Linked DNA regions of Homo sapiens: region 1 is linked to region 2. Evidence: chromatin contacts called from ENCODE Hi-C or POLR2A ChIA-PET data. All regions are on one chromosome and are shown on one strand. Each heading gives the region's core, a stretch centred on a gene start or an enhancer-like site at or near the end of the contact. The rest is flanking DNA. Distances are from core to core; before and after follow the strand shown.

Region 1 (7,002 bases), core at 4,064-6,563, 3.2 Mb before region 2:
GCCATGATCATGACTCACTTGCAGCCTCAACTTCCCGGACTCAAGCAATCCTCCCACTTCAGCCTCCCAAGTAGCTAGGACCACAGATGCGCACCACCACGCCCAGCTAATTTTTTTATTTTTATTTTTTGTAGAGACAAGGTTTCACCATGTCACCCAGGCTGGTCTCAAACTCCTGAGCTCAAGTGATTCACCTGCCTCGGCCTCCCAAAGTGTTGGGATTACAAGCACGAGCCACTGTGCCCAGCTCTTATTCTCTTTTCTATCTTCCATGCCTAGCACAGTGCCTGGCACATTTTAGGTAACCAAAAAATATTTGATGAATGAATGCAAAGGCTTCATGGAGGAGGTGGCATTTGATCTGGGCCTTTAAAGACTGGGGAAGATCTTGACAGATGAGGACAGGGGACAGGGGACACCACCTCAAGAAGAGTGACAAGGTCATTTTACAAAGATCATCCTGGGCCAGGCATGGTGGCTCATTCCTGTAATCCCAGCACTTTGGGAGGCCAGGCAGGCTGATCACCTGAGGTCAGGAGTTTGAGACCAGCCCGTCCAACATGGTGAAACCCACCTCTACTAAAAATACAAAAATTAGCTGGGCTTGGTGGTGTGCACCTGAACTCCCAGCTACTTGGGGAAGCTGAGGTGGGAGGATCGTTTGAACCTGGGAGGCAGAGGTCACAGTGAGCTGAGATCGCACCACTGCACTCCAGCCTGGGCTACAAAGTAAGACTCCGTCTCAAAAAAAAAAAAGAAAAAATCATCCTGGGTGGAAGATGAAGGTTCTGGGTGAGACAGGCAGCAGAGAGACCAGTGAGGAGGTTGCTGCAGGGTTCAGGGGAGAAGGGATGGTGGCCTGGACCAAACTTTGGCAGTGGGGACAGAAAAGGCCTAAAGGAAATTCAGGAGCAATGGGCAAGAGTTGAGGAGTATGGAGCAAGAGGGAGCAGGAGTCATGGGTGACTCCAGGTGTCTGGTGGGTGGGAGCAAGTTGGGGAAGCCTTGGTAGGAAGTTGAGTTTGGCTCAGCAAAATTTTAGGGCAGAATGACCTTCCAGGTCTCTCAAGTCAAAGCCGGTGTTGATGGTGTTTCCACAGCCTGGAACTGAGCTGGGAAGGTGGAGCAATCTTGAGGACAGAGGGGAAAGGGTCCAGCTGAGCAGGAGCGAGTTCCATGTGCATTAGAAGCCCTGCCTCAGCTTCCCCAGTTTTCTGGGCCCCAGGGAGAAAGGGCTGGCCACTGAGGCCTTGTACATGCTAACACTCAGCCTGAAGTTACTGGAAGGTGGTATCCCGCAAAACAGACCTGATCCTTGTTTAGCAGCATGTCACATTCCATGGGATGGCAGGACCCCTTCCTTTCTTCCATTTTTCTTGTTTCTGTTTTTGAGATGGAATCTCGCTCTGTCGCCCAGGCTGGAGTGCAGTGGTGCCATCTTGGCTCACTGCAACCTCCACCTCCCAGGTTCAAGTGATTCTCCTGCCTCAGCCTCCCGGGTAGCTGGGATTACAGGCGCGTGCCACCACACCCAGCTAATTTTTATATTTTTAGTAGAGACAGGGTTTCACCATGTTGGCCAGGCTGGTCTCAAATTCCCGATCTCATGATCCACCTGCCTTGGCCTCCCAAAGTGTTGGGATTACAGGCGTGAGCCACCACACCCAGCCCCTTTCTTCTATTTTTCTTGAGGTATAACATACGTAAAGTATATAAAGCCCCCAGTCTTTTTTCTTTCTTTCTTTCTTTTTCCCCCGAAACAGGGTCTCATTCTGTCGCCCAGACTGGAGAGCAGTGGCACGATCTTGGCTCACTGCAGCCTCTGCCTCCCGAAGTCCCCTAGTCTTATGGTGAATTTTTACTTGATGAATTTTCACTTACATAATCACCAGCCAGAAGAAGATATAATCCTTCCAGCATCCCAGAAAAGCTCCTCTTGCTCCTTTCCCATCCCTACTCCTGACCTGACCCAGGTAACTACCATTTTGATTTCTAACCCTATAGATTAGTTGAGCTTTATATGAATGGATTCATATGGTATGTACTGTTTTGTATCTGGCTTCTTTTAGTCCACATACTATATGTGAGATTAACTGGTGCTATTACATGTAACAGTAGTTTGTTCTTTTATATGTAAAACACAGTATTCCATTGCATGAACATGCCACAATTTATCCATTCTCCAGTGATGGACATTGAACTATTTCCAATTTGAGCTATGAATAAGTCTGCTATGAACATTCTTGCACAAGTCTCCATGTAAACATAGGCACTCATTTCTCTCGGGTACATACCTAGGAGTGGAAATTCTAGATCACAGCATAGGTGTATGTTTAGATTTTGTAGATGCTGGTTTTCCAAAGTGGCTGTACCAATTTGCTCTGCCGTCAGCACTGCAAGAATTTGTTGCTCCACAGCCTCTCAACATTCAGCTCTCTTTTTCTTTTTTTGTTAGTTTTTATTTCATAATCATAAACTCTGCAATCCACCTGGGCATGGAAGGGAACAAGGAAAACATGAAACCCAAAGGGAACTGCAGCGAGAGCACAAAGATTCTAGGATACTGGGAGCAAATGGGGTGGAAGGGTGCTCTCCTGAGCTACAGAAGGAATGGTCTGGTGGTGAAGATAAAACACAAGTCAAACTTATTGGAGTTGTCTACAGTCAGCAATGGTGATCTTCTTGCTGGTCTTGCCATTCCTGGACCCAAAGCGCTCCATGGCCTCCACGATCTTCATGCCTTCTTTCTTCTTTCACCTTGCCAAAGACTACATGCTTGCCATCCAACCACTCAGTCTTGGCAGTGCAGATGACAAACTGGGAACCGTTTGTGTTGGGTCCAGCATTTACCACGGACAAGATGCCAGGACCTGTATGCTTTAGGATGAAGTTCTCATCATCAGATTTCTCCCCACAGATGGACTTGCCACCAGTGCCATTATGGCATGTGAAGTCACCACCCTGACATATAAATCCTGGAATAATTCTGTGAAAGCAGGAAACCTTTTAACCAAATCCTTTCTCTCCAGTGCTCACAGCACGAAAGTTTTCTGCTGTCTTTGGAATCTTGTCTGCAAACAGCTCGAAGGAGTAGGGGCCTAAGGGCGCGTCATCGACAGTGATGTCAAAGAACAAGGTGGGGCTGACCATGGCTGATAGTATGGGGATCCCAGCGGCATCTGCAAAGCCAGCTCTCTCTTTTTCTAAACAAGAGCTTCCACTACAAGACTCCTCTTGTCATTCAGTGTTGGATACTGGGTGTGGCTGCCATGGATGCATTGATCCTTTAGCCTGTAAGCAGCAGGATGGTGGGAGGCCACATTCAGGCCTGTTTTGAGTCTCAGCTGGAGGAGAAATGGACATCTCCTTGCTTTGGATGTGACCTCAGGAACTGGATAGCCATCTTGTGGCCATGAGCATAAACCAGCACAAGGACAGAAGATAAAATGAACCTCAGTCCTTGATGACACTGCCTAGCCACTGAGTGGCAGGCTACTTATTTTTTTAAGCCACTTGATGTAGTTGTGTGTTTAACTTGCAACATAAAAGATACAGTCCACCAACCTTCTTTATTCCCAAACCCCAACGGCTCCATTTCTGTTCTCAACAGCATCAGCCCCACTGAGCACTCCCTCCTTCCTGAAACCTCCTCTCTAGGACCCACACTCACTTGGTCCTCTTTCTACCCCACTGGCCACTGCTTCTTAGTCTCCTTTCCCGGATCCTCCTCTTCTTTTCTCTCCACCTTCTTTCACTTGCGTTCTCACCCAGCACCATGACCTTTGTATTGATGGCCCCCAAATATGTATCTCCTGCCCCAGCCTCCGTTCGCAGCTTCTGTGTCACATAAACCTGCCTACTCACCCTCTCTGCCTGCATGTTGCCCCGACATTTCAAACTTAACTTCTCAAAGCCGAACTTGATCTTCCCCCTCAGTCCGTTCCTCTTTCAGGCTTTATTGTCTTGGTCAAGGAATCTTTTACCCTTTCATTTACTCAAGGCTAAAACCTAGCGAGGAGTTATTGCCAATGCCTCCACATCCACCCAAGTCCAATCTTCCACCCTTCCCTTCACCTCCCCAAGCTACCACCCTGTCTGAGTCAGCATTGGCTTTTGTCTGGAAAGCTGCAACCACCTCCTAACTGGTCTGCCTACACCCACTCCTGAGTGCTTTCCAAGCCATGCGGCCTGGGTGGCCTTTCAGAAATCCTAATTTGCTATCCTCTTCCTGATGAAAATGGCTTCCCTGACTCTCAAGAGAAAAGCCAAATTCAGTATGTAGCTGACCTGTTTTCTTCTGTGCTCACCTCACCCCAACTCTGCCGCTTCCCAGCTCCAGATCTGGGACAAATGTTCTTTCTGCCTAGAACATTTCCCCTCTCACTCTTACCCTAATCGTCCTTTGTTTCTCAACCTAAATGCCATCTTCCCAAGGAGGTTCCACCCTTTCCCTACATTAGTACTCCATTAATTTCTCCTAACACTCTCTACTTCTTCTCACAGCACTTCCCATGATGTGTAATTATGTATTGATTAAAGTCACTAATATACAGTGATTATATGACTGTCTCCCCGCCTACCCGCCATTAGACTGGCAGTGCCTTGAGGTCAGGGACAGACCCAGGTTACCGACTCTACCTGCCCTTAGCACTGCGCTTGGGTACAGTAAGCGCCCAAGGAATATGCTTAATTAGCTAATAAATGACTACACGGACTCATTCAAGCCTCATAAAAGCCCTAAGGTGGGCATTTCAACAGAAGCCGGGTCGGGGTGGGCGAGGGGCTCGCTGGCCCAAGGTACGGGGCAAGTGGGGGAGCCGAGGCCTGACCCAAGGCAGTCCCAAGTTCTGAGCCCGGACCTTTCAGCTCCTGAGCCTTGGCTGCATGATGAAACGCTAGGGAGGGGGTGGACTTTGAGCCACGAGAAGGTTTTCCCGGAGTCCACGGACCATCCACGCGGGCAAGAACGAAGCGGGTTCACCAACATGAACACAACCCGGCCCGCCCAGCGCTCACGGAGTAAGGATCACAATCTGCTGCATATGCATGAGGGGACCCGGCCGCGCTTCGGGGCTGTCCACACTGCGCCTGATAAAAATTATTCGGGCTTGAAGATCTCGGGGCTCCCAGAGTTTTGTAAAAGTGCATACAAAGTCCTCAAAGGTGGTCTGTGGCTGATATTTACGGGAAATGGGGCGAGGATGAGCCCCCACTTCGGACCTTGTGATCAGGCGTTTGCGGTAGACAGCCCGATCCCAGGATGGGTCCTCGGCCGGCTCGACTAGAAGACTAAGGGGGCGTCTCCCCGGCTTCCTGCGGCGTCGGTGGCGAGCTGAGGTGGAGGCAGGCTGCGGCAGACGGCGACAGTGGCGGCGGCGCCATGGCAGGGCTTGCAGGTACCGTGGCGTCAACCTGCTTGGGGCGGGATGAGAGGCCCTCCATGCGGCCGCGCCGCCATATTGTCCCTTCTGGGTCACCTTAGGCGTCGCCGGGTCCCCGTCACTGGGGTTTTCCTTCCGCATACCCCGGGAAGGCAGGGCGCCCCTGTCCGGCTTCAGGTGATTGCCGTGATTGGACCTAGCCTGGGCCTTGGGGGGTCCCTTCCCAGCCCGGAGGTGGGTCATAGTACTCCTGGGTGCTGGCTCTGGCCTTGTCCAAGGTCAGCGCCCTTGCAGGATGAGACAGGCAGAGCCGGGGGCACGGGGCTGGGAGCGCGACCACCATCTCTGCAGCCCCGGGTTCCACGGCAGGGTGCCCAGCTTGTGAGAGGCCTGTCATTCTGTCCCCATCAGTTTAGTTGCGTTGCTTTAGTTGCTTTTTTGGGGGGGAGGTGGGGGGACGTGGGGGTGAGGGGAGAGAGGGTCTCCTGAGGCTCCGCTTCGGTGTCTGGGGTGATAGGCTGACGCTCTGCTAAGAGTCGCGGGCGCTTCTTACTCCCTCCAACTTTACATCAAGGGTGGACATCCCTTCCCTTTCCTTCTATAGACGTGGGGAGTGGCCCTCAAGGGCAGCTGAAGGAACGGAATGCCTGGCGCACTAATGGCCTGGAAAGGAAGCATGGGGGATGGGGGACAGTTGTTTTTTCCTTCCCCTTTCCAAATCTCCTTTAGTTTCCTTCCAGGCCTCCGTGTCCCATTTCATCGCCGAATGTTGGGAGACTGGGGTCTGTCCTCGGAAAGAAACAGCCTTTCTGTTTATAGGTTTGGATCGTCTATCCCTTTCAGGGAACTGGTGTGTTGGGGACGGCTTCTCTGCCCTGCCTGACATGGTCCAGTCATCCCGTCAGCCTTCTGGACGGCAACACCAAAGCTGGGACCAAAAAAAAGTTCCAGCTTAAGTGCTAATGCCAAGTGTTAGATCTTGTTTGCTTGTTTGTTTTAAATCAGAGACTAATTAATGTCAAGCAAATCTGTTAAAAGATTTGATCACGGGAAGCCTGGTCGGTTTCCAGTGACCAGGTCAATTCCATATCTGAAATTAGTCTTGTTAGAGTTGCTGCCAAAAACAGTTTAACCTTTAATCTGTAATATGTTGTTTCAAAGAGGAATCTGGGTTAGACTGTCTTTTTTTGTTGTTGTTCTCCTATCTTTGAAACACATGCATTCCATTTCAAGCCTGTCCCTGTGCGATATACCAAGAACCACGCGTTGCCTGCCTCTCTGACTTCCTGCTCTGGAAATGCTCAGGAATCTGGATCCTGCTGGGGCATGCATGGGCCCTGTGGGAGGGCAAGTCGGGGAGGGGAGGATAAACAGGATCACTCCCAGGGAAGATGGTGACAACGTGTCTCTGGGGCATATAGAGGAAGTCAGAGGTTACCGGGGGGAAAAGAGATTGTTGTTTGACTAGTGTTTTGTGTATGTGCATGAGTGCACACGTTTAAATCTCTGAGGGGGGGTGGGGGCGGTGGGGGGGGGAAGTTAACTGCAAATTCAGAATCTCCCTTTGGGGTGTTGGCTCCTGAGGAGATACACATTTCAAAATAGATATCTAGTAAATGGC
Region 2 (6,848 bases), core at 3,369-5,868:
CCCTATTTGAGGGATGAGGGTGAGAAAAGGGAGAGGTTTAGAAAAAAAAAAACTTAGGTGCTGTGCTTCGTACCCAGGTGATGAAATAATCTGTACACCAAACCCCCAACTCACCAGTTTACCTATGTACCAAACTGGCACAGGTACCCCTGAACTAAAATAAAAGTTAAAAAATTTTTTTAATTTAATGGGTGACAAAACTTTGCCATACACTCACCAACAATGAACATTATCATTTGTAATTAAACCTTTTATTTTGAGATAATTGTAGATTCATGTGCAGTTGTAAGAAAACACAGGGGGCTGGGCACGGTGGCTCACGCCTGTAATCCCAATACTTTGGGAAGCCAGGGCGGGCGGATCACCCGAGGTCAGGAGTTCGAGACCAGCCTGACCAACATGGAGAAACCCCATCTCTACTAAAAATACAAAATTAGCTGGACACGGTGGCATGTGCCTGTAATCCCAGCTGCTCAGGAGGCTGAGGCATGAGAATTGCTTGAACTTGGGAGGAGGAGGTTGCAGTGAGCCAAGATTTTGCCATTGCATTCCAGCCTGGGCAACAAGAGCGAAACTCCGACAAAAAAAACAAAAAACAAAAAACAAAAAAACCTCAGCATGTTGGGAGGCTGAAGCAGGTGGATCATTTGAGGTCAGAGGTTCAAGACCAGCCTGGCCAACATGGCGAAAGCCCATCTCTACTAAAAATATAAATATTAGCCGGGTGGTAGCGACATGCACCTGTAATCCCAGCTACTCAGGAGGCTGAGGCAGGAGAATGGCTTGAGCCTGGGAGAGGTGGAGGTTGCTGTGAGCCTAGATAGCAGACCCTGTCTCAAAAAAAAAAAAAAAGAAAAAGAAAAAAGAAACAAAGAAAACACAGAGAAATCCCAATGCCCTTTGCTCGCTTTCTCCCAATGGTGACATCTTGCAAAACCATAATAAAACATCTCAACTAGGATACTGACAATGATAAAGCAAGATCCAGAACATTCCATCACCACAAAGTTTCCTCATGTTGCCCTTTTACAGCCACATTTACCTCTCTCTTGCTCCCGTCCCCTACCTAATACCTGGCAACCACTAATCTGTGGTTCATTTCTATAATTTGGTCATTTCAAGAATATTATAGAAATGAAATAATATACTATGTAATATATTGGAATTGGTTTTTGTCACTCAGCATAATTCTCTAAGGATTCATCCAGGTTGCTGCATTTATCAAAGTTTATTCCTTTTGCTGAGTATTATTTCATGGTATGGCTGTACCAATTTGTTTAACTGTTCATCCATTAAAAGAACCTGGCTGGGCGTGGTGGCTTACACCTGTAATCCCAGCACTTTGGAAGGCCAAGGCGGGAGGATCACTTGATGTCAGAAGTTCAAGACCAGTCTGGCCAACATGGTGAAACACCGTCTCTATTAAAAATACAAAAATTATCCGGGTGTGGGAGCGTGTGCCTGTAATCCCAGGTACTTGGGAGGCTAAGGTACGAGAATCACTTTGAACCTGGGAGACAGAGGTTGCAGTGAGCCGAGATCACACCATTGCACTCCAGCCTGGGCAACAGAGAGACACTCTTTCTCAAAAAAAAAAAAAAAGAAGCTGAAATAATAGGAAATTGGCTATATCAATTGCAATATATCCATAGGCTAGAACATTCTGCTGCTAGAGAGGTTGCATAAGGCCAGACTAAGGTGCTTAGACCTTCTCCTGAGACCAGCAGTCTCCAAAGTTTTGTTCATATGAACTTAACGGTACAAATATTAGCAAATATCTCATTAGCTGATATCTCAAAGCACGATATACAGTGAGGATGAGAGTCATCATTAATTAATGAGAGGGCATGTAAATTCACATTTCTTTTTTTTTCTTTTTTTTTTTTTTTTTTTGAGGCAGTCTTGTTCTGTCACCCAGGCTGGAGTGCGGTGGCGCAATCTTGGCTCAATGCAACATCCGCCTCCTGGGTTCAAACAATTCTTGTCCCTCAGCCTCCTGAGTAGCTGAGTTTACAGACGTGCACCATCACGCCCGGCTAATTTTTGTATTTTTAGTAGATACAGGGTTTCACTATGTTGGCCAGGCTGGTCTGGAACTCCTGACCCCAAGTGATCCACTCGCCCCGGCTTCCAAAGTGCTGGGATTACAGGTGTGAGTCACTGCGCCTGGTCCGTAAATTCATATTTCAAAGTGTCTTTTTCATTGTTTTCTCAAATTTTATTACATTCCTTACAACATGGCTGACAAAGACCAGCATTCATACCAGAAAGAGACCTGTCAGCTGTGTCCTTTTCTACTTGTTTGCTGTGCTGGTAATTTTCACAGTATCTGGAACTTGCCATTTCTTTGCAGGAATATTTTGAAGCCATTTTTCTGTTCTCGTAGGACAACCTAGTAACATGATCCTACGTTTAGTTAGACTGACACGACTCACTACACACTGCAATGCACTGCAGAATGCTGAAAGGGATGCGTGAGGACCCTGCTGCCCACCTCCCAGGCGTGGACCCTCGTTCCCTCAGGAAGTCTCTGCTTGACATCGGCCCTCATGACTCTCAGACAGAGGTCAGATGTACAGATCAAGTGAGACCAATACATTTACTATGTCATAGAAGACCTTAATTCTTATTTTTATTTTTTATTTTTTGAGACAAGAGTCTCCCTCCGTCGCCCAGGCCGGAGTGCAGTGGTGCGATCTCGGCTCACTGCAAGCTCGGCCTCCCGGGTTCACGCCATTCTCCTGCCTCAGCCTTGCGAGTAGCTGGGACTACAGGCTCCCGACACCACGCCCAGCTAATTTTTTTTTTTTTTTGTATTTTTAGTAGAGATGGGGTTTTACCCTGTTAGCCAGGATGGTCTCGATTTCCTGACCCCGTGATCCGCCCGCCTCGGCCTCCCAATGTGCTGGGATTACAGGCGTGAGCCACGCGCCCGGCCAGAAGAGTTTAATTCTTTTCTCATTTTTAGGTTAAAAAATGAGTAGAGGCCGGGCACGGTGGCTCACGCCAGTAATCCCAGCACTTTGGGAGGCAGAGGCTGGCGGATCACCTGAGGTCGGGAGTTCGAGATTAGCCTGACCAATATGGAGAAACCCCGTCTCTACTAAAAATACAAAATTAGCCAGGCGTGGTGGCTCATGCCTGTAATCCCAGCTACTCGGGAGGCTGAGGCAAGAGAATCGCTTGAATCCGGGAGGCAGAGGTTGGTGTGAGCCAAGATCATGCCATTGCACTCCAGCCTGGGCAACAAGCGCCAAACTCTATCTCAAAAAAAGAAAAAACAAAATTAGCCAGGTGTGGTGGTGCGTGCCTGTAATCCAAGCCACTCGGGAGGCTGAGGCAGGAGAATTGCTTGAACCCGGGAGGTGGAGGTTGCAGCGAGCCTAGATGGTGCCACTGCACTCCAGTGTGGGCGACAGAGTGAGACTCCATAAAAAAAAAAAAAAATTCAGGGGAAAAAAAGCAATTAAAAAAACATAACTATAAAAATAATACAAATTACAAAACAACCATTTGCATAGCATTTACATTATATTAGTTATAAGTAATCTAGAGATGATTAAAGTGTACGGAGGAATGTGCATAGGTTATATGCCAATACTGCCTCATTTTATATGAGGGACTTGAACATAGAAGGGTTTTGGAGTCCACAGAGGTCCTGAAACCAATTTCCCCTTCCCATGCCTGGGATGACTGAATTATACAGCAGCAAAAATGAATATACTCAAGCTATATGCATGAGTCTCATAAATATAATGCTCACAGAAAAAAGCAAGTTGCAGAAGGGTAAATACGGTTGATATATAAAGGTGCTAAACACAGAACTATTTAATGATATACGGATGCAGTAAAAGTATAAGAAATGTATGCAAACTTACTTAAATTCAGGGTGTTGGTTACTTGGAGTAAGGCGAATGTTTGGGATGTCAGTAGGTACCTGACAAATGGCAACTTAACTTTGTTTTGGTTTTTTTGAGATAGGGTCTTGCCCTTTCGCCCAGGCTCAAGTGCTGTGGTGGGATGATAGCTCACTGCAGCCTCGATCTCCAGGCTCAAAAGATCCTCCCTCCCGCCTCCGCGTCCCAAGTAGCTGGGACCACAAGCGCGCGCCACCACGCCCGGCTAATTTTTAATTTTTTTTTGTAGAGTTCAGGTCTCACTGTGTTGCCCAGGATGGTCTTGAACTCCTGGGCTCAAGCGATCCTCCCGCCTTGGCCTCCCAAAGTGCTGGGATTACAGGTGTGAGCCACCGCGCCTGGCCTGCAACTTTACTTATAATAATCTGTGTGGCAGATGTCATTTGGCCCATTTTACAGATGAGGAAATTGAGGCACAGGGAAGTGAACTGGCGGAATTTCAGTTCCGCTGGGTTTTGACACTGAATCAACTGGCTGAACCAGCGAGAGGACGGCCCGGCTGGCTCTCAGGCCTCTCCCGGCGCTCCCTTCCGGACCGGTGAGTGAGACTCCTGGGGCCACGCCTTGTGAAATTCTGAGGCTTCTTTTCAGGGATCGAAATCCCCTCCGGCTCCGCCCTGCGCGTTGGGCCCCGCCCCAGCGGGTCATGAATATGCAAGTGCGAGGAAGATATTTAAAGGCGTCGGCGCCACGCGCATATCCCTGCTCGGCGCTGCCCGCCCAGTTCCTGTTCCCAGACTGAGGCCCAGCCCCCTTCGCCCGTTTCCATCACGAGTGCCGCCAGCATGTCTGACAAACTGCCCTACAAAGTCGGTGAGTCCCAGGACCTGCAGCCGGTTGCGGCCGCCCGGCACCCGCCCGGGGCTTGTTCGTGGCGGGGGCTGCAGGGCCGACTCGGGGCTCTCTGGACCCCCTGGAATCGCAGCCTCGGCGCGTTTCTGGCCGCGCGAAGCCAGCTGGAAGTTGGAGTTCTCGCGCGGCCATGAGCGGGCCGTTCCGGGTGGCCGTGGACTACAAGTCCCAGCATGCCCCGCGACGCCGGGGCCGCCGCGCGGTCTGCGAGCCGCAAACTGGCGGCGTGCTCCGCGGGAGAGCACACCTGGCCACGGCCTGGGACGGCTGGCACCTGCCGGACCCTGCTCGGGGGGCCTGCGCCCGGCCTCCTAGGCCTGGACCGGACCCTGTCCAGCTGGGCGGCCCCGACGAGCGTCCACCCCTCTCTGGGCCTCCTACAGGGACGGCGAGGGCACCCCGGAGGGTGTATGAGGAGAGGCCTGGAAAGCGAGCCCCAGGCCGGCTCCGATCCTCCTCTCCCCTGGGACTTTGGGCCAGTTACCCAACCTGTGGGGTCCCCCACCCCTCCAGCAGGGGCAGCCTTGCAGAAATCTCGAAGAAAATTTGGAGTGGTTTGAAAAATCCTGCTGTCCCACCGATTGAAGTGTAATACAGGGATAGTTAACGTTTACTTAGTGTTTCCTGTGGGATCGGCACTGCCTTCTAGCTTTATTCTAGTCTCATGGCTCTATAGGGAAACTGTTCTCATTTTATGATGAGAATCCTGAGGCAGAGGTAACTTGCCCTCAGTCTTACAGCTGGTGGTGATGGAGCAAGATTGGAACGCAGGCCATCTAGATCTCTGAGCGCACCCTTTCACCACTGTGTGCAAGCGAATACACGCGGAACAATCCTAGTGAATTTTCAGCAAAAACCAGTTCAGTTTGGCTGGTAGCTTTTCAAGTAACTTTGACACTATTGGACCGGGTGTGGTGGCTCACCCCTGTAGTCCCAGCACTTTGAGAGGCCGAGGTGGGCGAATCACTTGAGGTCAAGAGTTCGAGACCAGCCTGGCCAACGTGGTGAAACGCTATCTCTACCAAAAATACAAAAACTAGCTGGGCGTGGTGGCGGGCGCCTTCATTCCCAGCTACTCGGGAGGCTGAGGCAGGAGGACTGTTTGAGCCGGGGAGACGGAGGTTGCAGTGAGCCGAGATTGCACCACCACGCTCCAACCTGGGCAACAGAGCAAGACCCTGTCTCAAAAAAAAAAAACAAACAAAAAAAGACACTATTAAGTCTGGAGAATGCCATCCACATTTATGGAAACACTTGCTGTATATCTGGTGATTTACGTGTGTTTACACAATAATCTTCATAGAGGTGGACGTAATCCCGTTATATAGAGCATGAAACTGAGGCCCTTGGGAGGTGACTTGCAAAGATTCTGTTGAAGTAGTTCATCAAGTTGCTACCAGAGTAGACTGTCTCCATTGTGTGGATGCTGAAACTGAACCCAGAAAGGTTATGTGAAGGTCACATCAATAGTAGAGCTGGAATGGGGGCTTGTCATACTGTGGAGAGATTAGTGGGTCAGGATTGGGGCCATTGGGTTGTGTGGGTGGAGATAAAGCTGGATTTGGGGATGGGGAGCTTAGCTGGGTGGGGCTGGAGGAAGGAGGCCCTGCTGTATGCCAGATCTTGATCATATGGCATTATCTTTACTTAAGGCGCATAGCAAGCTAGGGATGATTATCCACACTTTACAGATGAAGAAACTGATGTTTACAGGGGCTCTTGCTGTTCCTCTTGGCTTGTCCTGGGGACAGGTGTTCCTGTGACTTTTGCAAGTCCTTAGCTCCAGAGATTGCAGCATCTAGCCTCTCCTGTGCCTTTGGAGTTGAGGGTCCCAGGGAAAACTGTGGGGCTGGCACAGTGTCCTCGAGGGCACTGAAGGAGTTATTTTTAGCTGGAGGGACATGTGGTGGTGGAGGGGTGGAGCTTAGCAGCACAGGGCATAACCCATTGTCCCATACAGCCGGGCCCCTCCCAGGAGGGGCCTTGAGAGGGGCCTCTGCTCTAGCCCTGCCTGGCTGCCAGTTCTGGTTCTGCGGTTAATTGGCTATGGAACCTGCAGCAAACTCCTCTCTGGGTCCT

The links. A loop is a pair of places that touch in the nucleus more often than their neighbours do. ChIA-PET counts read pairs that join two places held with the same protein, here RNA polymerase II (POLR2A). Pooled maps may share reads with other maps.
Region 1: a map of naive thymus-derived CD4-positive, alpha-beta T cell shows a loop between it and region 2 (17-fold over the local background). The contact joins the promoter of BLCAP here to the promoter of AHCY in region 2. A Hi-C loop is called at or near these places in 1 of 168 maps with a recorded cell type or tissue (naive thymus-derived CD4-positive, alpha-beta T cell) and 5 of 50 pooled maps. POLR2A ChIA-PET finds 5 or more read pairs at or near these places in 1 of 52 experiments (RWPE1).

The regions. Positions count from the first base shown.
Region 1 is chr20:37,526,187-37,533,188 of GRCh38, reverse strand. BLCAP (BLCAP apoptosis inducing factor) reads left to right here and starts at 5,313. Exons shown (of 2, transcript NM_006698.4): 1 at 5,313-5,396. It also overlaps the pseudogene PPIAP3. RefSeq lists enhancers at 5,021-5,330, 5,421-5,470, 4,792-5,509, 6,227-6,945.
Region 2 is chr20:34,301,125-34,307,972 of GRCh38, reverse strand. It overlaps AHCY (adenosylhomocysteinase), which reads left to right and starts at 4,618. Exons shown (of 10, transcript NM_000687.4): 1 at 4,618-4,730. The coding sequence starts at 4,703. RefSeq lists enhancers at 4,254-4,373, 4,394-4,443 and a silencer at 5,014-5,243.